Regions from separate parts of the Mus musculus genome. Here regions 1, 2, 3 and 5 are each linked to region 4. Evidence: chromatin loops called from intact Hi-C (ENCODE). Cell type or tissue: heart. All regions are shown on one strand. Links, peaks and the distances in the headings refer to the core of each region. The heading gives the core; the rest is flanking DNA.

Region 1 (6,044 bases), core at 744-5,743, 75 kb before region 4:
CATGACCATGTAGGCATTAGTGATACAGCTTAAATACTAGCTAGATGGCGGGATGTCAGTCCACACTGCTTCCCGAATCTGTCGCTCCAAGGACCATTTGAAACACAGGTAATTAAAGCGATATAATTTATTACTGTCCAAAGTATGTGGGATATTCTTGGGTTGAGTAGCTCAATGATCCACCATGTCCACTTACTAAAATAAGAAAGGAATTTTTGAGGTTGGATCCTGAAAATCAGTCAAGGAAAAGCATGAGACAGGAAAGGAAGTCCAAGCCCAATGAAAATGGCACAAACTCAGCCTGAGTTAAGCTTAAGTATGTCGGTCGCAGCAGCTGGTAGATAATCCGTAGATGGATAGAACTTGCCTCAAATGTCGGGGACCAGTCTTTATAAAAATATGGTGAAGCCGTTCTTTCGTAACCAAACTCCATAGTACAGCGATGTAGCTTAAAATTGCAGTGGGTAAGTTAATTCTAAATAAATATGATTTTACAAGCGTTAAGGTTTACTTCAGAAATGTTGGTTCCAAAGGGCAGAACAGACCTCCTTCAGTGGCTTTATCGAGTTTACTCATGTTATCTTTATTCTTATCACCCTACTATGCCTTGCAAATTTTTCTCAGATGATTTCCTTCCTAAAGGACTGTAATTGTCAACAGCACCCAGGGCATACGGACTGGTCAGTCTAACGAAGGCACACACTTTTTCTGTGCATTCTGTAAAAATTGTTCTCACCTTTTAGCCGTGATGGCCACATCCTCACAGGAGCAGTAAAGTCAAAAGATCTGCACAGATCACAGTCTCAAGTCACTTCAAGGGCAGCACAGCTGGATGTAGGCAGAACTAGAAGGTGTAAGGAGGGGGTGGGGGAGTGTGGGTGGGATGCCAGGTGATATAGCAAGCCAGAGAATGTCTAATCTAAAAGCTTTGTAGGTTTTCCAAGCTTAAAAATAAAAAAATGCAAGTGTACAGGCAGGATTTCGCCTGACCACTGTCACATGTCTACCTCAATCATCCGTTCACTATGGAAACAGGGTGAGGAAGGAAACTAGCCGCTCACCTAGTCCTTCACCTCCAGATCCTCCCTTCAGAATGCAGCTTTTCCTCCTGGCCGCCCTGCTGAGCGCTGCAGCTGCTCTGCCAATCCCTGTAAGTACATGGCGGCGCTTCCCTCAGCCACCACAGGGAAAGCCTTCAGATTTCTGGGCTAGGAAGTATCTTTACAGTTGGCAGGAGAGGAAAGTGGATTTTGGGAATGTGTCGGGGTCCGGGGTCCATAATCTCCCCGGGTCTAAGGCTCTGTGTGTCAAAGCTCAGCTTCTGCAGACAGTTGCTACATGGGTGGACCTTAGGCAGGAACTAACTCATGCTTTCCCTGTCAAATGAGTCAGAACAAGTCCAGAGTGTATAAATGATTAAAAATGGTTCTAAAACACTTAAAAATCCTACTTGCAACAGAAAGCTTTTAGCAATATAAAACAAGTACTCTACAGGGACTCAGGTGGGAAGTTAGCAGTCGAGCTGAGCTTTCTTTATTCTGCCCTACATCATCCAGCGTAAAGGCTTCTCGCAAAGATGCCCAACTTGACCTGTCAGACTTGATTTTACAAAGAGGAATATTTAAGACTACTCGCACTAGTTCTAAGCTAATAGTAAACAAAGTTATGTCTGAGATACACAGCTCAGGAGCATGACAACTCATTATAGTAGTACATTTGGATGTCTTTTCTGAACCATCTTGGAAAAAGAGGTTTGGATAACAACCTATGCCCTAGTGCAGTGTGCCCAGATATTGTATTAGATCAGCGTCTCTCCTTGCACCATTAATAAGAACTGTTGGTGGAATACACTCTTGGTAGAGCTGGAGCTCAAACGCAGGGCACTGCACATTCAGGGCATTTTCTCTCTTGCCCAGTTACATCCCCAGCCCAGACAAGCATTACCGTCCTACCTACCAAATGAGAGACGCTGCTTGTTTCTATAGGAACTCTGTGCTAATGAGACTGTTGCAGCATACACACTTCACTATGTTCCAGTCTGTGATTTCTTTAACTGTGAGCATCTCTGAAACACTTATTGTCTCACCCACGGCGTGGCAGCGCGTCATGACCACTTAACAGCAACACTTGCTCTGCTCCGTGAAATAATGGTGCATTTTATGACACCACTTTGAACACATAAGACCTAGCGATAAAACACCACCAGCTGAACCTTTCGTTGTGCACTGACTACAGTCACACTCTCCGCATCTGTAATAAGTGAGACCCGTAGGGACAACTTACATTTATTGTAGATAGTGTCCAGCACCAGTTAAGCATAAAACCCTCTCCCATGCACATTTTTGCAACAAGGGGACTTTCAAAGGAATGAGAGATTATTCAGAGGTTATAGGGAGACGACAGAATTTAAGTTCAGACTCATACTCCCACCACTTTGAACTTCTTTATACCGAAAGCAAGTCTAGAGCCGTACTGATGCTAAATATACCAGTGTAAGGCATGTATACCTTGCCAACATATGGTGTGTAATCATAAGAACTTTTGGGAGTAAAATTTTAAAGCCAAGAAATGAGTGGCATTGTAAGTCATTGAACAAAAATCAACTCAGCATTTCCCTGTTAAATATGAAGCTTACTTCAGACGTGGATGCAAGGCTGTAGGCAGAATGCCCCACAGGACACTTTTAGGCTGTTCTCATGTAAAATAAAACGACTTGCTGGATAACGGATACAGCTTCCAGCTGCTTCACCGTGTTGCTTTTCTTGTCTTCAAGCTTGGACAATCCGGAGGAAGTTCCAGTGAACAGGTACACTGTACTTCAAACGGCACATTCGCCACTTAAAAGCTGTCAAGTTCGCAATCGGAACGGCTCACGCTGTGTTTCTGTTTACAGAGATTTAACTTGTACGCACCACAAATCCTGCCTTTCTTCCCTCCGTTTCCCCTTCCGCAGGCTCCTCTGGTAAGTCGGGTGTTGGGAGTCTCAAGTCCATCAGCTGGGCGATGGTTATCACACTTTCCAAGGAAAAGAAATCCATGGTGTATGGTGGAAGCTCTTCCTTCCCACCAGCAGAGGGCAGCCGCGAGCGGAAGGTGCACCCGTGCAGAGAACACGGGAGATATTGGCTTAAAAAAAAAAAATGAACACTGGACACAAGGCCAATCCCTGGGCACTTAGTATAATCAATCAAGCAAAAATAATTACAGCTTCTAAAAGGAAAATAGCATATCCGACCCAGAGCTCTGTGAGGACAGCGGTCTAGAGGTATAAACCTATTCAGCGCACGCACACCGAACACCAAGAGGCTGAAGGGAATAAAGAACAGAAAACATCAAGGGAAACAGGCATGACTTGTCTCACTCCAAATCACCCTTTCGTTCCTTTTTTTTTTTTTCTAGATCCCGATTCCCTTTCCCTTCCCTTTTGATCCAAATCAGGTATGTGTACTTAAAACCTCCCTTAAGAAGATACTTAAATGACTAAAGCTGATAACCTTTGTTTGATTTAAAGAACTTAATGGACAATTCCCTCATATCTCTGAGCTGAAGTGGCTATGCTGTGTATTATACCATATCATCCAATGTTTAAATACTATTGGAACTGTGAGAGGAAACCATTGGCTCTTTCCTGACCAGTTTCCCCTAAGTATAACTCAGCGAGCATGTGTGAGTTATCATCACAGGTTGTCGTCACAAGATGTCCCCCGCTGTGCTGAGATTCCCACAAGGCACACTGTGGAGTGCACATTTCCAAAGGTGTGGGAGGGGTTGTAAACTATCAGTGAGAGGAATTAATGAAGGCTAGGGGGTCTTAAAACTATGTTTCCGGCCCATTGGACTTGCAAACTTTATATGCCCCAGTACAGGGGAACGCCAGGGCCAAAAAGGGGGAGTGGGTGGGTAGGGGGCTGGGGGGTGGGTGGGTATGGGGGACCTTTGGGATAGCATTGAAAATGTAAATGAGGAAAAGACCTAATTAAAACAAAACAAAACAAAAAAAAAAAAAAACTATGTTTCCATTTACCAGGCTAATTCAAAGTTGTAACTCTAAGTTGAACCGCTAAATTGTAACTCTTGGTTTGTTCTCTTTCTTTTATTCAAGGTTCTGACACCTAATCAGCTTCTGGAGGTAAATATATTCTGCTCTGTCCATCTATGGGGTCTTTAAGAATACAGCATCTAATAGCATATAACTGAGCCAGTTCATTCTGGAAACCACTGCACGGATTCAGTTCATCTTGACCCACAGGCAGGGCACCTGGTAAATCCAAAGGCCAAAACAAAGGCCAGTGTACGAGAAGAGTTCTTTCCATTCACTCAGTTCTAACGTGACAAGACAAGGTCATTATTACTGATGCGAGTTAAGTGAAAAAGCGAGGGGTCAGAAAACCTAGAGGAACAGAATAAAGTGCTTTAGGAAGAGAAGGTAGATTCCAATACTAAGGAATTGGCACAGCGTGTAATATGTGAAACCTTATCAAATCTAAACCCCAAAGGAGGTTTGCTTGTTTGTTTTTGAGACAAGCTCTCTATAGTCCTTGGTAGCCTAGAACTTAATATGTAGACCGGGCTGGTCTCAATTTCTAAGATATCTGTCTCTGCCTCTACCTCTCTGTCTCTCTGTCTCTCTGCCTCTCTGCCTCTCTCTCTGGGTCTTTCTCTCTGCCTCTCTCTCTGTGACTGATTACTGGTGATTATAACGTCACCAAGTGGGTCTTCCAGTTGGAGCCCAGCTGCAGGGGCACCCAGCATCCTGTGCTGGGAAACTAGATCTTCATGTTACCTGTAGACTTGATCCAGCTTCGTGGCTTTGCTCAGTTCGCCAGCATGGACAGCAATGACCTGCCTGACCTCTGAATGTGTGCTCGCTTCAGAGAATCTGACTCACTCAAGTTGCCAGGGGCCTTCTTAGAGGATCCCAACAATACTTAGGGAGCTAATCGCTCTTCTCTTCCCTCTCCATATCCCTCCCTCCTCCCCTCCTCACCCCTTTCTCACCCTCCCCCACACTCAGTACTCAGAATGTTGCTTATACATAAGAACGCAGAGGTTGGTTTCACTATTCCTAGTGTTCTGGGGCAGGCAGCTTTGTACATAACGGGGATAATGGATCACCATTAGTCCAATCCAATCTCTTGAAGAAGCTGCTGAGCTCTACAGGAAGCTGCAGAGCAACACATCTCCAGTGGAACAGCTGTGTAAGCAAATCAGCAAGACAAAGCCCCATTCATAGCTTTGCAGCAGGAAACCATTCAACAGGACATTCCCATCTCCAACCAGAGTGCCGCTTACTCAAAGTGGACGGGGGGGGGGGGGGGGGGGGGGGGGGGGGGGGGGGGGGGGGGTCTTCAGCTTTCTCACTTTCAAATGCAGTAAATGCAGTGAGAAGGTAGAGGAAAGTAGTTCCATAAATCAAAGGAATTTGAATTATCTTCAATCTTGTACACATCAAGTATGATTTCCAATGAAACATTCACGTACAAAACATTTCCGCTGACACATGTGCTAGGATGAATATAAATTGGAAGGCAAACCCACCGAGACTACTTACCCCTTTCTTCTTTTACAGTTAATCACTTCTATTTTGAACCAACTGCAGGTAAATCTTATTTTCATAAACAACAAAGTCACTAAGTGAACTCTGGTTAGTATTTAACTTTTTTTTTCCCCTTATTTTTCTAGGGCTTCCTTGGGGTAAGATTTTATTTCTGGTTCTATTGATAAAGGTGACATCCATTGTCAGGGAAGGGGGAGAATAACTCCTCTAAATCAACCCAATGCCTTAAGCCAATCACAGTGCATGGTGTTATGAATTCAGTTCCCAGACCTTTAAGATCAGAATCTCTGCATCTCTAACAGTAAGTATCTTTTCACAAGGCAGGTTTCACAAGGTTTAAGATTGTAGACATCAGCACAACCTTAGGTCGTGAACTCTCAGGTACTTACATTTACCTTGGGCTTGCTTCCGGCGACTGGACAACTCACAGCAGCAGACTGAGGAAAGCCTACTGTAAAATTACCAAACACAGCCATGGTCTGACCTC
Region 2 (6,044 bases), core at 727-5,726, 59 kb before region 4:
CCTTAGCTAAGACTTGTAAATATCCTGCTGCTGAACTGGACAGTCTAAAATGGTGAAAAGTCTCTGTTATATTACATGTTTTTACCACATACACACACACAAACACACACACACACACACACACACAAATGCTTATAAAGAAATATACATGGGGGCTGGAAAGATGGCTTAGTGGTTAAGAGCACTGACTGCTCTTCCAGAGGTCCTGAGTTCGATTCCCAGCAAACACATGGTGGCTCACAACCATCTGTAATGGGATCTGATGCCCTCTTCTGGTGTGTCTGAAGACAGCTACCGTGTACTCTAAATGTGTGTGCGTGTGTGAGTGTGTGTGCGTGTCTGTGTGTGTGTGTGTATGTATGAGAGTGTGTGTGTGAGTGTGCGTGTGTGTGTGTGTGCATGTGTGTGTGTACGCGTGTGTGTGTGTGTGAATGTGAGTGTGCGTGTGTGTGTGTGTGTGTGTGCGAGTGTGTGTGTGCGTGTGTGAGTGTGTGTGTGTGCGTGTGTGAGTGTGCGTGTGTGTGTGCATGTGTGTGTGTGCGTGTGTGTATATGTGTGTGTATGAGAGTGTGTGTGTGTGTGAGTGTGAGTGTGCGTGTGTGTGTGTGAGACAGTGAGAGAGAGGAGTCAACATGAGCTATATTCTGCAAAGGTTCCATAATAGAAGCATGTTTCTATTGTAGTAATTTCTGTGATTATAACTTCATATATTGAGAGGTTTATTGTTCCTGATAAACCTAGATAATATGTAGATAAATCTAAAAATTTAAAGCTTATTGATACCAGAAAAAAAAATCTAGAACTAGTCATCCTACACAAACCTGGTTAAGACACCCTGACAGCAGATATAAAACCAGCAGGGCTCAGGAGGCTGAGGAATGGACTGAGGAGACCCAGTCCTGGGCTGGAGAGAGCTCAGGCAGTAGGCGAAGGCTGGCAAGCACAGGGAGATCTGTGCATCTCTCGGGGTACCAGCTGCAAAGCATCAGGAAGTGCCATTGCCTGGCAACCATTGCCTGAACCAGTTTGCCTTGCCATAGCCTATCGCTGGACCAATTACCGCTGCCCAGTGTATGAGTTGCCTTTCTTGGCTGCTTCTGCTAGAAATGAATGCTTTAAGAAGTGCTTCTCAGAGACGGGAATCAGGCCTAACCAATAAGATCTGTCTCAAAAGGAAAGTAAATGGCACCAGAGGAACAACAGCTGAAGAAGTCTTCTGCCCTCAACCTTACACATGGAAAGACAGACAGACAGGCACACACACGCATATGCACACATTCGAGCACACATGTACATACAAAGACAACCTAGGTTACACAGCAAATACCTAACCAGGCTGAGCTTTGTGTTACATCCCTTTAAAAAAAAAAAAAAACCACCAAGTTAAGAGATCCCAATTCTGGAAGAAAAACAAAGCAATCCAAACGACAGTCAAAAAGAAAAGCTCTGCCATCTCATCACTGACTGCCACAGGCTTTCTGTGGTGTTTTCTTTTACTAACACGGAGTATACAGACAATACAGGCATATAGACATAAACCTTAACGGATTAGCAATTTAAAAAAAATGTAAAATAAATCTAATATGCAAAGAGCTTTTCACAGCAAGCTGAATTTTTGTAAACAACAAGATCTGTTTAATGGATTGTCAGTGTGTAAGAAAATAGCCTATTTGTCATGTGAGGTCAGCCCTCAGCTGAGAAAAAGGGGGTGGGGGAGAGTCATAAGTGATCAGGCGAGCTAAGGCCAGGCTATAAACCCTTCAGCAAATGTGCTTTGTGTGCAGATCCCAGGGCCCCTCCTGGCTGGGCCTGCCGGGGGAGCTCCTTACCACGAGATGCTCTTGGCTGAAGAGCGCGTGCAGTTTCTCCTCGATCTCTCTCTTCTCGGCACTGGACTTCTGTAACGAGTTCAGGGCTTCTTCACCAAACTCCCTTTTCAGGGTGGCACTGATCTTCTCTCCGGGGTCCACCATCCCCTGCAGACACATTTTTGAGAAGTGGTGAGCTTTGGCTCCTTGTACACATATTCACTGAGTGGGACAATAAACATGTCTTACTGTATTTGCCCACAATACTCACCCCAGCCCTCTCTGAGAAGCACTTCTTAAAACATTCGTTTCTAGCAGAAGCAGCCAAGAAGGGCAAGGGTAATTGGTCCAGCATTAGGCTATGGCAAACTGTCCATGAAACAGCACTTCCTAATACTTTCCAAACTCAGACTACAAGGCCTGGAGGCAAGGAAACGGCACAGTGGCTCTTCCCCACCCATCTAGTTCATCTCAGCCACGATGGCATCTTCAGCAGGAAGCACCAGAAGTGCCCCCTTCTAAGGGCTGCCTCACTGGGCTTATCCAAAATGTTTCTCCCCAGAACCCACATGTTTCTCCACAGAAATAACTCATTCAGTTCCTTCAAAATGTCATTTAAATGTCACTTCCCCTAAATCGCCTTTTATTTTCTGTTCGATTTAGTTTTCTTTTATCACCTACTGGCACAAGATACTTACTCATGACATTATCTGCCTTTCCCAATGGAATGTAACAAAAGACGGGGTGTGTGTTCATGTGGCTGTCATACCTCACCATCTACAGTATTCACTCACAAAGGTACAGAATCGGTCAAGGAGACCAACAGGTCTCAGAACGCAGCAACTACTGCAGCTGCTCCCCTGATCGGAATTTCAAATGGAAATGATAAAATCCATGAAATCATTATCATGGGAGAGAAGCTGGCTGACTCGGCTCAGGGTAAGCAGCCCACATTGGATCTGTCAGCTACTGTCTGTAACTCATCCTGGTCTGACACCACAAAGAAAAACATATTCAGGCCCACAGCAGATTCATGGTCACATCAGACCCCTCCTCCTCACAACAGGATATACTACAAAACCTCGACCACACTGAAGACATGTCTTAAAGGTCACTTCAAACATATCAATGGTACAAAATTAGCATGAGCTAAAAGTGACGGGGACGTGGAACTTCAAGAGAAAGTCTATTACAAGTGTCATCTTTTCATTCTGCGTACAAACTGTAGGAATACCATAAGTAGTACTAAAAATATAAAATTGAGTTTAAAGTAGGGATTGAAATGGACCTTACATCATGAATGCCAACCTTATATGCCAGATGTTCAAAGGCTATCTCTCGGAGGTAAATATTGCTGTCTTCATTTTAAAGAGGAGCGCCTGGAATCACCCAGCGGCAAGTGCACAGGACAGAACTCGAACCTCGATCTAGCCAAACGTTCATGCTCCTTCCAAAGATGCCAGAATTGTCCTTGAATTCTAAAAACCGTCTATCATCCTAAGCTTGGTGACAAAGATCAGTCTCCTGGCACGGGAGCCTCACCGTGACCCACACCAGCATCCCCAGCAGGGGGCGCCACGCTTACCCCCGGGATTGCCCACTCTCCACAGTCTTTCCTCTTGATGGCAACGAACTGCAAGATGCATTTCCCAGAGACAGGGTGTGTGATCTTATTCCCGCTCTCGTCCCTTTTCCACCTATGGACAGGAACACAGAACAGCAAAGGATGCAGCTTCCACCCTCGATGACAGCGGAATAATGACTTCTCTCTTACAAAATACACATTTACCTAAAATAGGCCCGTTTAAAAAACTGTCTTTAGTAGACAAATGCTAATGCTCACCCCAGTTAAGGAAGTTTAGTTCACACAAGGGTGCTGTATTCTCTGTGAGGAAAATTTAGATTACACTCAGTTCTTACTACTTAAAGCCTGCCAAAGAAAGAAAAAGCTCAGAAGCAGAACATAATCTGAAGAAAGCTTTAAAAGGTGTAGCGTGGTATTTTCCACCAAGAATTCCCTTTAGAAACTGAAATGATCAAAGAGACTTGCCAACGCCTTTATTGGTCACGTCACCCTGTAATATCAGAAAAACAGTAACTCGGTTTCAGCTGAGTGTAGTGACTTCAGTCTCTGTGCTGTCTTAGATCGGGAACCCGGGGGGCAGGGGGAAGCTCCATCCTATACTGTCCTATGCCTTGAGTTAAATCCCACGGTTGGGTGGCAATCAGCTCAGAGCACACCTCCTCTGAGCACATCGTCTTTTCTGAAGACGAATCGCCCTTCCCTTCCTATCCCACACCCCCAGCTCCCAGGATCTTTCTAATGGTCATCTAGACAGAGGTAAGGATTTTTGTCTTTGCAGCAGGAACTGGGCAAAGAAGGCCCAGGGGGCGCCCCTCACTGCAGGGAGGCCTGTGCCAGCACACCGTTTGGGTGGCTCTCCGCAGTTCTTTATCTAACCCACAATTCCTCAGGGCTCTGGAGCAGAGCTAACGACCAGAGGGGTGCATTACAACAAGGAGCTTCAGACTGAAGAGCGCGGGAGACAGAAATAAGAGTTGGTGCAATGTTTGTTTTCAAGATACTAGACCCCAGAAATATCATAAAGAAGAATGAAATATTGGTCCAAGGAACTCGAGGTCCGGCAAGTGAGAGGGAGGATGGAGCTCGAAGCTAAAGATGCAGGGGAATGCTTACACAGCACAATTCTCAACTCTGTGTCCCTAAGAGAGCCGGAGAGTACTGTTCACACTGTAAGAACTCACTCACTGCCACAGAGGCGGGGTGACTCGGGCAAGCAAAGTGACCTAAAGCCAGGTGAAACGCTGCCACCATCAGCACTCGCTGTTTTTCTTTTACCGTTGCCTGCCAGATACTTAATAAACTCACTGGAAACTGATGGTACAGCTCCCACAGGGCCCTCTCCCTCTACAGCATTCTCTGCAAAGGGCAGCGACCCTGTGCGAGCAGGGTACCCCATGGCTGCCCCATGTCTCCCTTCAGAAGTAACACTGTTTGCAAACAACTTTACTCTTTCAGACCTTTGAAACCAGTGGGTAAGAGTGACCTGTCCCTTCCCGAGAGCCCCTGGAGGTCTTCCCTGTGCCTTTCTACTGAAAGCTCTGGATTCTTTCGAATGGCATCAAATTCTCTAGCAATCACGCCTTCCCGACTGGTGTTACAAGAAAACAGGTTTACTAGAGAACACTAAACCATGCTACTCCAGCTGACTCACACGCCCTATGTTCAGTAAGTCTCTTGTATCAGGAGGATGAGCTGAATGGCGGGGCTGCGTCATCTAGGCTCGTATAAGTACACCATGTGACAGGCACACAATGAGAAAATTGCCTAATGACACATTTCTTGGAACTTTGTCTCCAGTGCTGAGCAATGCATGACTGGGCTTCATAAATAAATAAAATATTTAAAAAAATGCATGACTGGACTTTATAAATAAATAAAAAACCATATTGCATGATTTTTATTTCAAGTTTCAAGTTTCAAATTTCAAATTTTCAACCTTGCAAATGAAACTATAGCTCTTCAATGACTAAAACCTTAATTCCTATACTTTTTATACCCTCTAATATGCCTCCTCAGTGCTGAAAAGAAAAAAAAAAGACAGATGTTTAATCAATATCTGCTGGGTGCATTCAAACTTTTGACACTGCAACATGACTTTGTCATTTACAAACCTCATGTTTGAGAAATGGGCTCTCAAGTTACTGCTCCCCGCCCCCCGCCCCACCCAACATCATGTCATGTTTGAAGTGAGGGTATCCTGTTATGCTGGGCCACAGTCTCTGGGCACACCGTGTAGCTTGTGGGCAGTAGCTGGACATGCCTGGCAGATAACACTTGTGTACACCCACAGGATAAAACCACAGCTGGACTAACGGACTGCTGATTGCTGATTCTGAGGCTTGGAGTCAGGCCTCAAATTCATAGCAATCCTCCTGTCTCAGTCTCCCATATATGGGGATTACAAACATAAGCCACAACACCTAGCTACAACCACAGCTTTGTCTGTATCCATCACTGTGATTTCAAAGTCCCATGTCCTTATAGAACAAACATATAGTTCTACACACACACAGACACAGACACACACACAAACACACAGACACACACACACACACACACACACACACACACACACAGAGCTGCTGTCTCTATTTTTCTGGTCACTTAGCTCTTTGCTACTGAAGCTCTTTCCCGGTCTTTACCTGGTTATA
Region 3 (6,044 bases), core at 327-5,326, 330 kb before region 4:
CTTGTTAACATCTTGGTTATGATAACTAAAAATAAGAATAGATGAAAGCGTCTATACGGAGCAAAAGAGGATTCAGCTGGAAGCTTACACCTTTGGGAGGTGAGGAAGATCACAAAGACGCTGATCAGGAGTGTGGGGGCCATGGTGAACTGCATCAGATGAGATAACCGACAAAATATTTAATACGTCTGGGCACCGTGTGTGTCAGATGCACATGTGAGCTGCCCTGTGAGTGCACAAAAACAAACCCTGATCCTCTGGGAGAGAAGTAAGTGTCTTGGCTATTGAATCATCTCTCCAGCCCCCAAATGGTCCCAATCTCTCACTCCAGTGCAGGCTGAAGTAACTGTGCTATAGGAGGGCTCAGGTATCTCAGCAGCTGCCATCCCTCTTTGGACTGGATGAGCTGGGGAGACATGTGACCCAGGGAAGCACGTGACCCGGGAAGCACGTGACCCGGGGATGCTACTTTGCTTCTTTGGGCATCAAATTTTTCATTATAAAATAAGAAAATAAACACATTTTGGGATTTAAAAAAGATATACTCATGTTAAGAGATACAATGCAGGTAAGGTATCTAGCACAGATCTCTCACTAACCAAGTTCTATATAAATGATAGCAGCTACCGTTTGTGCAAGGCTGTGTGGTGCCTGCCTTTGGTGGAATGCTAGCTTGCTTCCCCAGATAGTGATAAGAGACTCATTTCCTCATAGGACTCACAGCTGTCCTTCCAGTCTCTAGAAGTTATTGAATTGTGTGTAGTGGCAGGGAATTGTGGACTCGTTCTTGACTGTGTTCTGCAACCTGTGGCCTCTGATCGAATGTGACCTAAAATGGGGTTTTGATGTCCCCCAGTCTCTAATTAAGAATACTGTGTGTGTGTGTCTCGCATGTGTGCATGCGTGCCTGCGTTGCAGCGTGGGGAGTACCTGAGTGTGTCATACCCGTGTATCAGTGTTAGAGAATAACTTGTGAGTGTCTGAACTCCCCTTCCACCATGTCAGCTCTGGTGGCAGAGCTCAGGTTGACTGGGGTGGCAGCCATTTCTGAGCCATCTTACTGGGCATCCTCTGCCTTAAAATGCACCCAATTAAGTGTTGGGAGCTTTAAGACTGTTGCCTCTGCAGACGCTTGAACTGCAGGTAAGGGTAATTTGAGGAAGTCCCTTTTAGTCTGGGAGAACTTGTTAGTATGAAGTCTCCAAAATCTCCCAAAATTCTCCATTTGTTTTCATTGTAAAATACAATTATTAATGAATTTCACATGGGAAGGATGATACCACTACACACGATCTTTTATAGCCCCAAGCCTATTCTGAAAATAGGATTTTGTTATGAGAAGAAAAAAAAAAAAAGGATCTGGACTGATTTACTTTTGACCAGAAAATATTCTAAATACTTGACTTAGTTTAAGTCATCAAGCTTCAGAAAGCTTGCGTTGGGCATGTATGTCTATTTACTTACTTCTGTTAAGCCATTTTGAGCTGAACAGGTAGGTTAGAAAAACCAATATATCAAATTTAAACTTAAGCATTTTCATTTTTTTCTCCCTACTCTCAGAGGAATTTTTTGTTAAGAACGGTGGCGTGCCTACTAATGACTAGCGTGCATTTAGCTAGGGGAGTAAATACAACTGTTCTGTAATATATATAATAAAGAGCATGAGGCTATGTTTTAATTTTGCCACAGGACCGTTAACCATTTGTCTGAGAAAATATTTTAAAGTACAAAAGGCGTCCTGTCCTGCCTGTGCGCAGGAATCTCCAGTCCGTCCTCGGCTGCGTGACCGGCTGCGAGTCAGCTGACTGGTCTGTCTTCTCCGTCCTGCCTTAGCTCAGGGCTTCCTTTCATTGGACAGCAGCCTCTCCCACTCACTCTGTGCTCTGGAACCTTACTGCTCCCCACAACCTAGCTCACAGTTTCCGTTGTGTACCGGAACTGTGTCTGAACACCAGACCGGAACTCATTGGGAACTGATTTCTTTCTACTCTCAGCCCCTAAGGTGCGACTGGAGGTTTGGGGGCCCTCACATGACACCTTCCACATCCCGTCTTCTGTTCCCTGTGATCATTTTCTGTCTCTCAGATCTTAGAGAGAAGGAATTGCATTCCTCCTTTGCTTCAGCTTGCCCTGCCTCTTACTCAGCAGGAGCACCAAAAACACATGCCACGGCGGAACCAAAATTAGCTAACTTTCACATAGACAGAATGATGCCGCCTTACAGGTGGCCATACAAAGGATTTCTGGCAAGCCAGCTTTAGGAAAGTAATAGCCCTTTACTCTTTAGCTCTCTTTAGCTCTTTGGGCATCGAGTCTGCAAGAAGCCACTGAGTGAAAGAATTATCGCCATCCCAGTGACAAGAGCCTCGTTCTTCCTCTTCAGTGTGACTGGACACGGATGAGGTGATCCATGGAATGGGTGTAAGAGACACGTGTTACTCTTTACAACCAGACAGCCTGTCATAGTAACTGCGTTCCCCCCCCCCCGACTCCCCGGGAGTCTACACTGTTCTAGCATATGGTCTAGAATATGCTCAGAAACCCCCTCATGAAGTACAGTGCCGTTAATGCACAGCAAAATGACAATTACAGGCTCTCACGGCCCATCACGGCCACGGTTGCAGAAGTAGGCCCTAAACCAGGACATGGTTTGGGCCAAAGCAATGGATAGGGACAAGGAAGATTCTGGAACACAGACTTGCACAGCACAGTGACTTTAGGACCTGGGGAGTGTGGGGGAAGGGAACAAAGGCAACATCCACACTGGAAACCAGAGCTCACTGTCTCCTTCCATCTCCACTGACTAGTTCACATGTCAGGAATCTTCTCATGGTCACTCACCTTCACTTATGCTCGGTGTAGACATATTTTTATGGATTTTTATCATTTTATAAATGATATGTCAACTATTCCATTATATTGAGGTGGTTTTGTCTCTTACGAAAATTTCTTGATATCTTCTTAATACTATGCGATAGTTTTTAACTTGAGAGAAGTCAAGTTCTCCCTTGGGGAATAGGCAGTACTACCTGTAACCACAAGAGGGCGTGTGTCAGCCATCCTAGAAGGCAGCCACCTATAGGGCTCTCTTGTACTAGTCTTAAAATTTGTTTTCCCTGCATGCTGCTGTCAATTGTTTGTCTTCCACAACGTGTCAGTCTTCCTGCCATATCTCATATATCCTGCCAACTCAGTGGCGTTGCAACACGAGTGGATATTTCCAGAGCAGAAGGGAGCGGGCATTAGAGGAAAGGTAGGTTTTACTTTGCCCATGGCTAAGGTCCAGCTAGTTGGCAAATGGCCACCACACATGACCCTTCTGGCTTTGAAGTTTGTCACTTGGACCTTTGTGATTTTTAGCTGACATTCCGATGTGGTTTGGTGACATGCAAATCTGACAGCGTTTGCTTAACTTTCTGGATACATGCAGAAAACTACTTCCATGTGAACCTGATTCCCCATTAAAGCTGTTGACACAGCCCCTTCCTCTCTTTGTTGTCACACGCTGCACATAGGTGGGGAACAGTGTTTGCTCATTACAGTGTCCCAGAATTCTTATTCCTCTGAAACTTGTGTAGAAAACCATGGTTTCATTTAAAGAATGAAATCACACTGGAAAAAAAAAAGCGATCAATGCTTGGAAATTTTCAATCATCTGTTGTAGGGATTATACTGAACTAGAATGTGACATAATTCTGCTGGATACTGTGCACGTCTGGCCTAAGCACCCAACAACATTTTGGTAGTTAGCTTTTTTCACTTGCTGTTCTTTTTTTCTCTACAGAGCTAAAATTGTTATTTGAGAGGAATAACTCTGTTTATCCTCTGTTCCTCCACACACCCTTGCTTAGTTTTCACAGTCTGTGGTTGAAATGTCTGCAAGGAAACAAGAGACTCAGTTTCACCAAATAGAAGTTCTTTCATTCATTTCTTCAAACAACAAATGTTTTACTTCTATGTCTTTCACTGGATTATATTAACCTGGGGGGGAAAAATCATTCTGACTGAAAGAAAGATTGGGTCCACTTTTTCTTAAATATTTATCTATTAGGGGAAAAAAGTTCTTCCCCACTAGATGGCAAAGCTATCTCTAAAAGAGAACTTCCAGCATAAAGACGCGACCCTGTGATGTGATGGGGAGAGGAGAGGCAGGCACAGTGTTCCAGTTTAGGATAGTAGTCATCCGTTGTAACCCATAGGAAAGACATATTCATTGGCAAACCTGAGGTGTTAAAGTGAAGTTGGCCAGAGCTTGGGCAGTGGTGTGCTGTGCTGTGTGTGCTGTGTGTGCTGTGCTGTGCTGTGTGTGCTGTGCTGTGTGTGCTGTGCTGTATGTGCTGTGGTGTGCTGTGCTGTGTGTGCTGTCCTGTGCTGTGTGTGCTATGCTGTGCTGTGCTGTGCTGTGCTGTGATGGTGCTGTGCTGTGCTGTGCTGTGCTGTGCTGTGTGTGCTGTGCTGTGCTGTGCTGTGCTGTGCTGTGCTGGGTTGTGCTGGGTTGTGCTGGGTTGTGCTGTGCTGTGCTGTGTGTGCTGTGCTGTGTTTGCTGTGTGTGCTGGGCTGTGCTGGGCTGTGACGGTGCTGTGCTGTGCTGTGGTGTGCTGTGCTGTGCTGTGGTGTGCTGTGCTGTGCTGTGCTGTGTGTGCTGTGCTGTGCTGTGGTGTGCTGTGCTGTGCTGTGTGTGCTGTGCTGTGTGTGCTGTGCTGTGCTGTGCAGTGCTGTGCTGTGCTGTGCTGTGCTGGGTTGTGCTGTGCTGTGTGTGCTGTGCTGTGCTGTGCTGTGCTGTGCTGTGTGTGCTATGCTGTGCTGTGCTGTGCTGTGCTGTGATGGTGCTGTGCTGTGCTGTGCTGTGTGTGCTGTGCTGTGCTGTGCTGTGCTGTGTGTGCTGTGCTGTGCTGTGCTGTGCTGTGCTGTGCTGTGCTGGGTTGTGCTGGGTTGTGCTGGGTTGTGCTGTGCTGTGCTGTGTGTGCTGTGCTGTGTGTGCTGTGTGTGCTGGGCTGTGCTGGGCTGTGACGGTGCTGTGCTGTGCTGTGGTGTGCTGTGCTGTGCTGTGCTTTGTGTGCTGTGTGTGCTGTGCTGTGCTGTGCTGTGCTGTGCTGTGCTGTGCTGGGTTGTGCTGTGCTGTGCTGTGCTGTGCTGTGCTGTGCTGTGCTGTGCTGTGCTGTGCTGGGTTGTGCTGTGCTGGGTTGTGCTGTGCTGGGTTGTGCTGTGCTGTGCTGTGCTGTGCTGTGACGGTGCTGTGCTGTGCTGTGGTGTGCTGTACTGTGCTGTGCTGTGCTGTGTGTGCTGTGCTGTGCTGTGCTGTGCTGTGGTGTGCTGTGCTGTGCTGTGTGTGCTGTGCTGTGTGTGCTGTGCTGTGCTGTGCAGTGCTGTGCTGTGCTGTGCTGTGCTGTGCTGGGTTGTGCTGTGCTGGGTTGTGCTGTGCTGTGCTGTGCTGTGCTGGGTTGTGCTGTGCTGTGCTGTGCTGTGACGGTGCTGTGCTGTGCTGTGGTGTGCTGTGCTGTGCTGTGTGTGCTGTGCTGTGCTGTGCTGTGCTGTGTTGTGGTGTGCTGTGCTGTGCTGTGCTGTGTGTGCTGTGCTGTGCTGTGCAGTGCTGTGCTGTGCTGTGCTGGGTTGTGCTGTGCTGTGCTGTGCTGTGACGGTGCTGTGGTGTGCTGTGGTGTGCTGTGCTGTGTGTGCTGTGCTGTGCTGTGCTGTGCTGTGGTGTGCTGTGCTGTGCTGTGCTGTGTGTGCTGTGCTGTGCTGTGCTGTGCAGTGCTGTGCTGTGCTGTGCAGTGCTGTGCTGTGCTGTGCTGTGCTGTGCTGTGCTGTGCTGTGCTGTGTGTGCTGTGCTGTGCTGTGCTGTGCTGTGCTGTGCTGTGTGTGCTGTGCTGTGCTGGGCTGTGCAGTGCTGTGTGTGCTGTGATGGTGCTGTGCTGTGCTGTGGTGTGCTGTGCTGTGCTGTGCTGGTGCTGAGGATACACAAGCTGTAGCCTGTGTGTAAAGGCACACCTGTGGTGCCTCCTCACAGGGCAAATCATTTTAGCCAGGGTTCAGGCAGTCTCTTT
Region 4 (6,044 bases), core at 735-5,734:
GGGACAAAATCTGGGCTCCTGAACCCCAGCGATGATTTACATTGCTTGGTTGGGGTAGGGTAGTGGTGAGGAGGAGGGCGCCTGGATCCCTGGTCAAAAGCCACGTGGGGTGATTCCGGTGATGCTGTGTGGCTGTTCCGCCACAGTGCCCCTCCAGCAGGACAGCACCAGCTTACAGTTTACCAGAGGGTATCAGCTCCTTGCTGTTTACCTTTTAAACACCGCCAACTCCCGAGGTGGAGAGTCTTTGTATGCATAGTAATCATTAGCTCACACAACTGCTGTGGGCGCTTGTCAGTCTCATGGTATCTGCTTACTTGTCTAGGAAGCCTCAGAATTTTAAAGCAAATATCGAATAGCCCTTCCTGTGCCTGAGACCCCCTTTACATGTCCCATTGGCTGCATGAAGTTTTCCCAAGTGCTCCCCCACGGCCATTAAGTTCTGTGAGGTGTTAGGTCTCTCTCCTTCTACACTTAATCTACCCATATCAGCCAGGAAAAGACCAAACGTAACATTTGAAACAGTGTGTACAGAATGTATAACCATTGTAGAGATAAAAGATCACGCTTAAGCCATGAACCATCGAAGTCTGATAGTAGTATAAGATTTTTTCTCTTTAGTTTTTCCATTGGTGTGTAGTCATTGTTCATGGTATTATATTAAATAATATATAATATTTTCTTTCTTTTAAAAAATTTTTTAACCTAGGAACCTCTGTCTTGTTTCTTTAATCATTTTGAAACCACTAAGTTTTTACAAAGCAATATGCAAGTGATAGTGAGCTAGTAACATTTTACAAAAATTTGTACACTTCTACAGTCTACGCTAATAACAGATTGCCACAAAGCTAGAAATGTAAAATTCATCATGGTGATTTACAGTGTGGTTAGAAGTTACTAAGGAAACCTTGCATTGTCAGTCAATGGATTCCAACACAGAAAATCAAAGAACCTCCCTGTCTTCTAGTTACTAAGAGAATTGTGTGTGATGCTAAGAATCCTGAAGTATATATTTACAGGAAAATGGCTGATAAGAATCAATAGCATCGAGTCAAATCAACTAGGTTTCCTAATAAAATCATAGCTCTGATGTCTACCTTACAGAGGGAATTTGTGATGTTATTAATAAATATAGACACATGTTTTGTTTTGTTTTGTTTTTCGAGACAGGGTTTCTCTGTGTAGCCCTGGCTGTCCTGGAACTCACTTTGTAGACCAGGCTGTCCTCGAATTCAGAAATCCTCCTGCCTCTGTCTCCCAAGTGCTGGGATCAAAGGTGTGCGCCACCACTGCCCGGCTGACACATTTTTACAGGATGTTAAAAAATACATAAGAATAATGTATTCATTGTTACTACTTGAATTTGTAACAGACACTTTACATTTCCTGTGTCTCTCTGTCTGTCTCTGTCTCTATCTGTCGTCTCTGTCTACCTCTGTGTCTCTGTCTTTCTGTGTCTCTGTCTCTCTCTCTGTCTCTGTCTCTATCTGTCTCTTTGTGTCTCTGTTTGTCTCTGTCTATCTCTCTCTCTCTCTGTCTCTGTCTTCTCCCCTTCTCCTGGCTTTTTACAGTTTTCCTGGGTTCCAGGGATGGAACTCACATCACCATACCTGCACAGCAAGCCCTTCACTGCCTGAGTCATCTCTCTGGCCCTTGCTTGTACTTTCATCGTGCCTTATGCACATACACAATTGTATGCATCTATCTACATCCTGGGGACTCACAGATGAGTGAGAGCACATTTGTCTTTCTGAGACTGGCTCAATTCACATTTCCCTGTAAACACTGCAACTTGGTCTTTACGGCTGAGAACATTTCAGTGTGCATATACCATACCTTCGTTAACACACACACACACACACACACACACACACACACACACACGTTGCTGGATGCCTAAGTTGGTTCTATCCCTTAGCTCCGGTAAGTAGAGCTGTGATAAACATTGCCACGTGTCATCTTAGGAGTAGTCTAGCTGGGTCTTATGGTAGATCACCATGCCAAGCGTCTGTCTTCTCCTGTACATTCTCACCAGCGCCTGTGTGAGGAGAGGAGGAGCTTGAATTTGCATTCTGAATGACTGACAGGACCTCACCTGAGCTCTGAGTTGTTTTTGAAACTCAGCCAATCCGACTGGGGGAGGCGGGAACCTCAGTGTAGCTGGTGTGCATCTCTCTGATGGCTGCTGAAACTGAGCAATTATTTTTTTCATGTTTATTGGCCATTTGACTTCTATCTTTTCAGAAATATCTCTTCTTTAACCCATTTATTGCATGGACTTGGTATCTTGAAATTTTAGTTTTTTAAGTTCTTTGTACCGTCTAGATATTAGTCTTCTGTCGGATGTACAGCAAGCTAGGATTGTGTCCCATTCCTCAGCCACCATCTGTCTTTACTTGGTAACTTTTCTGGGCAGAAGTTCTTAGTGTCACAAGACCTCACCCCAAAAGAATCTATGTTAAGCTACAATTTTGTTAGAAAATAAAAGTAAGACTAAACCTAGGTTTTCTAGCACCACCCATGATCCCAGCACTCTGGAGGCTAAATTTCACACCAGCATAGGCAACAAAGTAAGATCTGTCTCCAACAACAACAGAAGAAACACACAACAAAAGGCAAGACAATCTGTTCAGAAAGCCAGTTCTTAACTCTGTCTGTATGAACTATGAAGCCCTAACTTAACCCTGAAGAAACGACAGGTCAGGCTGGAGTTGGGGAGCAGCCATACCAAAATACCCCTTGCTGCTTCCTCTCTGTCTCAGGATTTAGATGCTGAAATAGCATATTGGCATTCGTTTTTAAAAAATAAAATAAAATAAAAAACAGGTGATCTTTCATTTGTTAAAACCTGGTACTACATTTTAAAGCTATTGCCCCAGGACATGGCTGGACAAGGCAAGAGCGCCCTCTGCTGGAGCACAGGTATCCCGAGGAGAAATAATTAGAGACTAGCAGTGTGTGCCCCAGCTGATCACCAAACAGTCTTTTTCTTACATCTGGAGCACTGGGGTAGATGCTGTCTAGCTATCCGATAGGTGAGTCGTCTGAGGCTTACAGTTATTCCCCATGAGTAGCAGAAAGGAATCTCAGACCCAGTTACCCAGAGCCAGATTTCTCTCTGAAGAAACTGGAACGGCTTCTAAGTGGACGAATTTGAAATGTGTCCCAGATGACCGTTGGTGCTTAAATCCACCCCTAAGGGCACTCATATGTCGTCTATCACTTGTGTTTACACATGTAACACACTGCAAAGAAGCCAGGTTTCCATAAAGGCAAGAGTTCACTGTAGTCTGAATTTATGGGAATTAAATATTGTCATGCCCCCTGATTAAGTTCTTGAGAACTAAGAATTATTTTTATTAAATAAGCTTGGATAGCAATAGGGTTATTTCAAAATATTCACCTGCTAAATACCAAAATCAGTCCCCGGTTCTTTCTGTTTGCCTTTATTCTCTGATCTGATCCTGCATGCCAGCTTTGATCCTCCAGCCATGGTTTGATAATCTGTCTCTACCTCTGCCTCTCAGTGTCTCTTTGACTCTTTCTCTTCCTCTCTCTCTCTCTCTCTCTCTCTCTCTCTCTCTCTCTCTCTCTCCCTCCTCCCTCCCTCCTCCCTCTCTCTCCTTCTCCCTCTAATTTCATACAGCCAAAGCTGAATTCAGCTCGCTATGAAGCAAAGATGACATGAGCCTCTGCCCTTCCTGCCTGCCCCTGTCTTCCAGTTTCTTCTGCTTCTACTTTATATAACAACTCTGCAGCTGGTCATCTTTTTGTCACTCTGGCAAAATACTGGTGATAATCAACATACACAGAGAAAACGTTTATTTTTGTCCACAGTTTTGGAGATTCACGCCTGTGATTGGTTGGCCTCACGGTTTCCAGAACTTAGCTAGGTAACAGTTCAAGGTAGCAGGCAGTAAGCCAAGTGTGGTGACTCATGCCTCTAATTTTAGTGCACATTACGCTCATTATCACAAATTAAAGACCAGCTTGGGCTTAAATACTGAGACCCAACATGAAACAAAACAGGAAGCTTCCTTGCCATCTGTTCTTGAAAGAATTATTAAAAGATTTCTGTCAGTTCTCCTTTAAACGTTAAAAAGAAAGAAGAAGAAGAAGGAGAAGAAGAATAAGGAGAAGAAGAAGAAGAAGAAGAAGAAGAAGAAGAAGAAGAAGAAGAAGAAGAAGAAGAGGGAGAAGGAAGGAGAAGGAAGGAGAAGGAGAAGAAGAAGAAGAAGAAGAAGAAGAAGAAGAAGAAGAAGAAGAAGAAGAAGAAGAAGAAGAAGGAAGGAAGAGGAGGAGGAGGAGAAGGAGAAGAAGGAGGAAGGAGGAGAAGGAGAAGGAGAAGAAAGAAGAAGAAGAAGAAGAAAGAAGAAGAAGAAGAAGAAGAAGAAGGAAAGAAAGAAAGAAAGAAAGAAAGAAAGGAAGGAAGGAAGGAAGGAAGGAAGGAAGCTGGGCATGGTAGCTAGAATTTCCAGTTCAGATGTGTCTATATAGAAAGCTCTAGGCCAGCCTGGGCTACACAGTCAGACCCTGACTGTCTAAAACGAGCAGTCTTGAGTGCCAATTTAATTTCTTACTAAAGGCCTGCTCCAGTTTTTAGTTTCCTTGTGAAGCAGTTTCAGTGGCTGCCATTCCTTAGGTCTGTGTATCTCATGTGGACTCTGTCCCAGGGCTGTTCACGGTGCTCTCAGAGTCGTTATTCTGTGAGGTCCTAGTACTGCCCCTGCTGTACTCTGTTTTCATGTTCTGAATTCTATTTCCCTTGGCCATCCTAGCTTAGAATGCTAGGATGTGGTTCTTTTCAAAGAATCCTGGGTTCTCTTCTGTTTCTGGTCTCTGTCCACTTACTCATGGCTTCTCTGCTGTTTCTGGTCTCTGTCCACTTCCCTATAATTAAGTCTTCACTGTTTCTCAGTCGTCTTGCCTTCTGTTTGGTTTAATATGACTTGTAGCTTCTTTCTTAATCTTCTTTTACTTTTGATATTATAATGTAATTATATCATGTCCTCCTTTCGCTTCCTTCCCTCCAAACCCTCACCATGTAACATTCTCCCACCTTCAAATTTGTGGCCTCCTTTTCCTTAATTGTTAAAGTAGTTGTGTGTGTGTGTGTGTGTGTGTGTGTGTGTGTGTGTGTGTGTGTGTTCTATGTATGAGTACAGTCTGCTCAGCCTGTATGATGTTACTTGGTTTCAGGGCTGACCATTTGGTATTGGATAACTACTTGGAAGTGGTTTCTCCTGCCCTCAGTTGCCTGTAATTCTTTGGTTAAGGTGGAGGGCTCGTGAGCTTCCCCCCTCCACAGCAGTCCATTGTTGTCCTTGTAAAGCTCTGTTGAAGCAGACCTATTAGTGCTTTATGGTGTAGACTCTGACGTTTCTAGGAGACTCAGACTGTCCCTCTGGCTGTGGTGATCTTTCTGCCCCCCCTCCTCTGCTATGATCCCAAGCTTTAGGCCTAGGGTAGTGTTACAGATGTGTCTGTTGTGACTGTGTTACAGATGTGTCTGTTGTGACTGTGTTACAGACGTGTCTGTTGTGACTGTGTTACAGATGTGTCTGTTGTGACTGTTACAGATGTGTCTGTTGTGACAGTGTTACAGATGTGTCTGTTGTGACTGTTACAGATGTGTCTGTTGTGACTGTGTTACAGATGTGTCTGTTGTGACTGTGTTACAGATGTGTCTGTTGTGACTGTTACAGATGTGTCTGTTGTGACTGTTACAGATGTGTCTGTTGTGACTGTGTTACAGATGTGTCTGTTGTGACTGTTACAGATGTGTCTGTTGTGACTGTGTTACAGATGTGTCTGTTGTGACTGTGTTACAGATGTGTCTGTTGTAACTGTGTTACAGATGTGTCTGTTGTGACTGTGTTACAGATGTGTCTGTTGTGACTGTGTTACAGATGTGTCTGTTGTGACTGTTACAGATGTGTCTGTTGTGACTGTGTTACAGATGTGTCTGTTGTGACTGTGTTACAGATGTGTCTGTTGTGACTGTTACAGACGTGTCTGTTGTGACTGTGTTACAGATGTGTCTG
Region 5 (6,044 bases), core at 574-5,573, 220 kb before region 4:
TATAGTGTCAACTACTGTGTTGGGGTAGCCGAAGAAGTATCCTAACCCCACTGACTCAGCCAAGGGCAATAAGAAGAGCTTTGAACAAAGAGAGTGGACATGTAGGGGAAGCAAGCTTTGCTCGGATTCCCACTGGGGGCAGAGGGGAGATTGGTGCTTATTGAAGGATTCAGCCATGAGTCCCCATTGCCCCAGATCAGACAAGGCCCCTCTTTAAAGACATTTATTTATTTGTTTGTTTGTTTGCTTGTTTGTTTTTAGATTACAAAATAGCAAATTATACTTCAGAATTGGGTCTGAGGTAGTTCAGTATCTTTCCAATGGAATAGAACATGGAGTTAAGATTTTTTTTTAAACCCCTAGATGAAGAGCTACAAATCATTAAAACCTTCCAGAGAGGGTGAGAATTAGTCTTCCCCAAAGATGAGCACCCTAACTGCTTATCCAACTCCAAGTAGTGTGCCCTAAAATACTGTATGTGCAAGCAATAGCAAAGAAAACATTCCAGCTTGGTGTCTTTGTTCTGCTGCATCAAAAGATCCAATTACGTAAGGCAACTTACTATGTTTTCAATTAGAGGTTGTAAAAACTAAATTTAAATCTTCTCAAAATATGTTATGATCTACCACAAAAATCTAGGTAGACATTTTAGGCCAGCTTAAAATTATCAACATCACCAAGTCACAAAATTTTCTGCCCATATTCCCAAGTGTAAGCTTTCCTTGTTTTGGTTTGTGGTATCTGCAAGGTGTGACATATTTAGTCTTTCATCTTTTATCTAATCATTTCCATTCCCACAATTATGTCTTCCAAATATATCTTATCTATGTGTCCTTTTATTTATTTCTTCCATGTCTCCTTGCCATCTAATCACTAGGACACAATTCAAGAATCATGGCACTGTCTTAGTCAGTGTTTCTATTCCTGCACAAATATGACCAAGAAGCAAGTTGGGGAGGAAAGGGTTTATTCAGCTTACACTTCCACACTGCTATTCATCACCAAAGGAAGTCTAGACTGGAACTCAAGCAGGTCAAGAAGCAGGAGCTGATGCAGAGGCCATGGAGGGAGGTTACTTACTGGTTTGCTTCCCCTGGCTTGCTTAGCTTACTTTCTTATAGAACCCAGGTCTTCCAGCCCAGGGGTGGCACCAACCACAAGAGGCTCTGCCCCTTTGATCACTAATTGAGAAGATGCCTTACAGCTGAATCTCATGGAGGTATTTCCTCAAGAGAGGCTCCTTTCTCTGTGATAACTCCAGCTGTGTCAAGTTGACACACAATACCAACCAGTAAAGGTACCATATCCCCACAGAAGCCTATCACTATGGAACCATGACACCACATGCCATGGCACCATATGGCAATGGCACCATATCTCCATCAAAACACATCACCATGACAGCATACACCATGGTACCACATCTCCAATCACATTATCATTGTCACGCCATGACACCAGTCATCATGACACCATCTCACCATGACACCATGTCACATGACAGCAGATCACCATGATAGCATAACACCATGTTGCTATGACACCATGACAACATGTCACCATGACAGCATGTCACCATGTTACCATGACACCATGTTACCATGTCACCGTACACCTTAACACTGACACACCATGGAACCTTGACACCACACCAGCTTGATACTGTGTCACCATTACACCAATCACCTTATCACTGCCACACCAAGTCACCATGTCACAATGGAATCACACGCTATGGCTTCTGTCTAGGTCCTGATGTGGATTAGACACGTTCTTGGATCTATGCACCCCAACTCACATCTGGAAACTGCCTTTTTCTAAGTGTGTGCTCAATAGACCCATTTTAAGTTACTGGATCTTGTCCCACTGATAACATTGGGTCGGTCCGAGTTAGGCAAGGCAAAATCTTTCCCTAGACCTGACGAAAACCGAAATCATCTGTGTTGGTGGATATGTTGTGTCTGGATGTTGGTAGCCATGCTTCTCTCCATACATGTCAACAAAAGTAGGAAATGCCTGTGGCTGAGGAAGAGGAGAGAAGCATACAAAAGGTAGAGGACAGACCCAGAGCAGGAGGCAGAGCTCCGGGAGCAGGAGGTGGAGCTCTGGGAGCAGGAGGCGGAGCTCTGGGAGCAGGAGGCGGAGCTCTGGGAGCAGGAAGCAGAGCTCCAGTGATGTCTCCCTCCTTGGGCTTCTTGTATTTCATTCTAGTTTCCTTATGATAAGTTACTTTTTAAAATTTTTTTATTTTTTGGTTTTTCGAGACAGGGTTTCTCTGTGTAGCCCTGGCTGTCCTGGAACTCACTCTGTAGACCAGGCTGGCCTCGAACTCAGAAACCTGCCTGCCTCTGCCTCCCAAGTGCTGGGATTAAAGGCGTGCGCCACCACGCCCCGCGATAATTTACTTTTTAAATTCTTTCCATCGCTTAAAGAGTCCTAACTAACACACCATGGCAACCTCCTAATCGTGCTTCTTGCTTCCTGTCTCTATGTTGTGTGCCTCTGTGAGGAAAGCAAAACTTTATCTCTATACTTGGGTTTTTCAGCCAGACCTGAGAACCTAGCAGGGGAGTGAAGATCCGGAGGTATGGAGTTGAACACAAACACTGAATTGCACAGAGTAGAAAGTCGAGGGGACAGAACAAGGCAAGGGGGCTCGAGGAGGGCAGCTATCCAGGTAGAGAAGTAACAATGAAAATGAGGTTAATGTCAAAGGCATTTCCTCCTGCTTCCCTCGATAAGCACTACCCTTTCCTTTTGGCAAGGGCATCTTTTACATATGAACTTTTTCTTCTGCTCTCAAGAGACAGGTGAGAGCAGAGTGAGCATTATCCCCACACAGTTGATGCAGCGGCGTCATCTGAACGGCAAATTTAGGGCTGGTGTATCCTAAGCCCTCATCTACTCACAGGCAGGTAAAACGACTCAGAGGATGAAAACACCAGACTTTAGTTTAAACAGTGGGAGCTTTTTCGATAATAAAGTGGACACTTGCAAAGGAGAGTTGATGCGGGGTGTTCGTTTATTTAACTTTTTTTTTTTAATTATTGATTTTTGCTACGTACAGTAGAGGAGGCAGAAGGACTGAGAGGCAGAGGCGATGGAAATGGTGTCTTCCTCACATATCAGCCTGACACACATATGAACTCACAGAGATTGTGACAGCATGCACGGGAATATATAAAGTTATTGGTGACAGATAAAGGACCAGGACCTTCCAATATAAGAACCTCCTGTGCTCTGGATCCCGTGATCCTCAGGGATGGGGGTGAAGGGGTCCGGATGTTCAGAGGCTACAACAGCAGGCAATGCTGCCATCTTCTGGAGATTGTAGAAATTACACCATTGGGTCATTTTCATTCAAACGTTAGCTTCAGGAATGGAAGATTTATGAAGAATCATACTTTTTAAAAAAAGAAATAAAGATTTGGGTATGGTGGTGTACATAGGTAATCCCACTACTTGGCAGTCTGAGAATGGTCTACAGTTAGAGGTCATCCTGAGCTGCACAGTGAACTTGAAGCAAACCTGGGAGAGGGAGGAAGGAAAGAAAGAAGGGAGGGGAAAAGGGAGGGATGGAAGGAGGGATGGAGGGAGGGAGGTTGGTTCCAATTACATATAATGATAATGTTCATCTTTTAAAATCATAATGATATTGTTAACTTGTAACTCTACACTGAACTCTGGAAAGGCTGCAATTTAGGAATTGTTGTGTCGTCTTTGAGTGAGCTGCGTTTTTTGCTCTCACATGGTAGCACCAAATTATCAGCATCAAGCCAAAAAACCTAGCTTAGTTAAACGTACTTTGCGTAGAAGATACTCCAGATCCTGTGTGATTGTTTCTCCACCCAGACTGGCGAGAAGAATAACTGTAAGGGATCTTGATGGATTTTGGATTAGGGGTGCTCTTCTTGCTTAGTTAATTCAGAACAGAGCATCTAAGGTTGGCAATCAGCAAAATGATATTAGCACAAAAATGTTTGCAGCTTCACCACTAATATTGTTAAGGGAAAAGAAGAAAGATGAAAAGATCATTTGGGTAATTTGTGGGGATGTGAAAACTATAAAACAGGAGAAGACATGTATATTGATAAACACGTAAAAATGACTCTGACTGCGACTATGAAAACTGTCCATGTTTTCAGAGCATAGCCAAGAGGCCAAACTGTGTCTGCTGCTGGGTAAATGACATCAGGAACCTTCTGCATCCCGGTGAGTGGGCCGCCATTTCCTGCATGGCTCACGTGATTATTTCCTATTTGAAAAGCAAAGTAAGCACGCTCTATTCCCAAAGGGAAACTCTCAACAGCGCCCCCTACCTGTGCACACACACACACACACACACACACACACACACACAGTTTCTAGAAAATGGTGGAAATAGTTCTTCATTTTTTCCCCTCAAAAGACAACCTAAATGAAATCCCATTCTCAAGGGAACACGTCTCTTTTTTTGTTTGTTTGTTTTCCTTCCTCTGTCTGCCTGTCTCTTTTCTTTCTCTGTAGTTCTAGAACTTTCTCATCCCTCCAGGTCTTTTGCTTCCATCAAGCCTTCCCCTTGATAAGGCCGGGCAGAGATTCACATCCCTTCTGCCTTAAATGGAAAGAGATAGGAAAGTAGTCCTTTGAGGACCAGCGTGACCATCTGAAGAAAAATCGTATTGCCCTTACTTGTACGAATGCCTTTTGGAAGCACAGAAAGTAGAAGCCTACTTAGCACGGCGGGCTGGAATGGGGATAGAGCGCAGGAAGGGCACCAGGGTGCAAAGATAAAATGATAGCGGGAGTTGTTCAGCTTCCCCTGTGCTCGCCTGGCCTTCTTCCCCACCGGAACTAAACTCCAGCAGGTCTCCAGGCCCGACTATGTCTTGCCTTTCCTGTCAGCTGCACAAGGAGATCTCTGAGCAATCACATCATGTATATTCAGCTGCTTAAAATAATTCACTTGCTGATCTGTGTTGGAAGGGGGACCCGGGCTTCCTGATCATGTCTGCTCCAGTCAGAAGATGATTCTCCGGCAGGGATGTCTTCTGTCTGGTGTGTCGTGGTACAAAGGCAGAGGGAGACCTTTTATGATTTAAATCGTGGTTTGTCTTGACATGAAGCCGATGCAGATAGAAAAACAGTGAGAGAACTCAGGCAGTACCTACTGTAATTAACGCTCAGATGAGCGGTTTTTCAAGACACAAAACATCCTTGCATTTTATTCTGATGACTAGCTGTGTCTTAATTGTTATCATCTGAAAGCCAATGAGGTGCATTCACCAGATAGCCAAATGATGCACCTGTAACTCCCTGTCAGCAGAATCCAGCTAGCCTGGGGCGGAGGGGCAGAGTCCAATCCATCCAATGAACTGGGATTAGAGTTCTCCCTTACAGTTTCCTCTTCACCCGACAGAGGCCTAAGAACAGTCAAAAGGTCTAGAATTGAGCATTATATGATAGTACAAGCTCTCTGTACTGGCTGCACCTTACAATTACCTGGTACTTTTTTTCCATTGCTTCGAAAGCCTACCCACTAGACATAACCCAAGAAGGAAGGATATATGTGGGTACGTAGCTTTAAAGGGTTTATTCTGTGTGGTGGGAGGGTAGGGCAAAGCAGCTCACAACACAGCAGACATGAAGCAGAGAAAGAATTTCTCAGAAAGGGCAAGAGGCAGCATGCAGGCCGATACCTGCTGTCACTCCTTCCTCCAAAGGCCTTGCCGCCTACTTTTTAATGTCTCCAGATGACGTCATCAAGTAATGATGCAATGATTGGTCCATTCTTCAGGTCAGAAATCTCATGATCTAATTGTCCCTGGAAACGCATTCACGCACACTTCTAGAGATGGGTGTTCCTTTTCAATCAAGTTTCATTTTTGAAATAACCTAACACACTAATATGGTTTGTCTAACCAAATAGACTATATGCCACATACTCCAGTGAGGAATTTCTGGAAGAAACTTCTGTACCTTCAAAGCTAAAACCATCCAGTCAACTTTTCTCTGATGCCACTTCCAGTCAACACTTTATGCCACTTCCAGATGCAAGATGCAAG

Evidence for each region. Peaks named below come from ENCODE experiments on the same cell type or tissue, not always from the same donor. Only the 100,000 strongest peaks of a DNase experiment are listed, where the experiment ranks them.
Region 1: a loop joins it to region 4, with 3 times the contacts of the local background. A loop is called at or near these places in 9 of 42 quality-filtered maps.
Region 2: it touches region 4 in a loop (4-fold over the local background); 15 of 42 quality-filtered maps call a loop at or near these places.
Region 3: it touches region 4 in a loop (8-fold over the local background); 25 of 42 quality-filtered maps call a loop at or near these places.
Region 5: it touches region 4 in a loop (3-fold over the local background); 3 of 42 quality-filtered maps call a loop at or near these places.

The regions. Positions count from the first base shown.
Region 1 is chr5:104,071,623-104,077,666 of GRCm38, reverse strand. It overlaps Gm17660 (predicted gene, 17660), which reads left to right and starts at 59. Exons shown (of 10, transcript NM_001163772.1): 1 at 59-108; 2 at 1,080-1,150; 3 at 2,774-2,806; 4 at 2,894-2,962; 5 at 3,400-3,438; 6 at 4,103-4,129; 7 at 5,570-5,599; 8 at 5,683-5,694. The coding sequence starts at 1,094. In heart, for the core only: a CTCF peak has its summit at 3,059 (motif pointing right); DNase peaks (open chromatin) are centred at 3,036 and 4,846; H3K27ac peaks cover 999 bases; H3K27me3 peaks cover 415 bases.
Region 2 is chr5:104,055,568-104,061,611 of GRCm38, reverse strand. Nudt9 (nudix (nucleoside diphosphate linked moiety X)-type motif 9) reads right to left here. Exons shown (of 8, transcript NM_028794.4): 4 at 6,036-6,044; 5 at 3,394-3,505; 6 at 1,830-1,976. All of the region lies in intron 1 of Gm52783 (a long non-coding RNA gene), which reads left to right. Among named protein-coding and RNA genes, the nearest start is that of Gm52783, 3.7 kb to the left of the region's middle. In heart, for the core only: a CTCF peak has its summit at 3,372 (motif pointing right); no DNase peak of the experiment used is centred there.
Region 3 is chr5:104,330,559-104,336,602 of GRCm38, reverse strand. All of the region lies in intron 2 of Mepe (matrix extracellular phosphoglycoprotein with ASARM motif (bone)), which reads right to left. Among named protein-coding and RNA genes, the nearest start is that of Mepe, 8.3 kb to the right of the region's middle. In heart, for the core only: a CTCF peak has its summit at 3,030 (motif pointing right); no DNase peak of the experiment used is centred there.
Region 4 is chr5:103,996,828-104,002,871 of GRCm38, reverse strand. The region is part of intron 5 of Hsd17b11 (hydroxysteroid (17-beta) dehydrogenase 11); the gene reads left to right. Among named protein-coding and RNA genes, the nearest start is that of Hsd17b11, 22 kb to the left of the region's middle. In heart, for the core only: no CTCF peak of the experiment used is centred there; DNase peaks (open chromatin) are centred at 2,911 and 3,911.
Region 5 is chr5:104,216,349-104,222,392 of GRCm38, reverse strand. No RefSeq gene overlaps it. Among named protein-coding and RNA genes, the nearest start is that of Dmp1, 17 kb to the right of the region's middle. In heart, for the core only: a CTCF peak has its summit at 3,325 (motif pointing left); no DNase peak of the experiment used is centred there.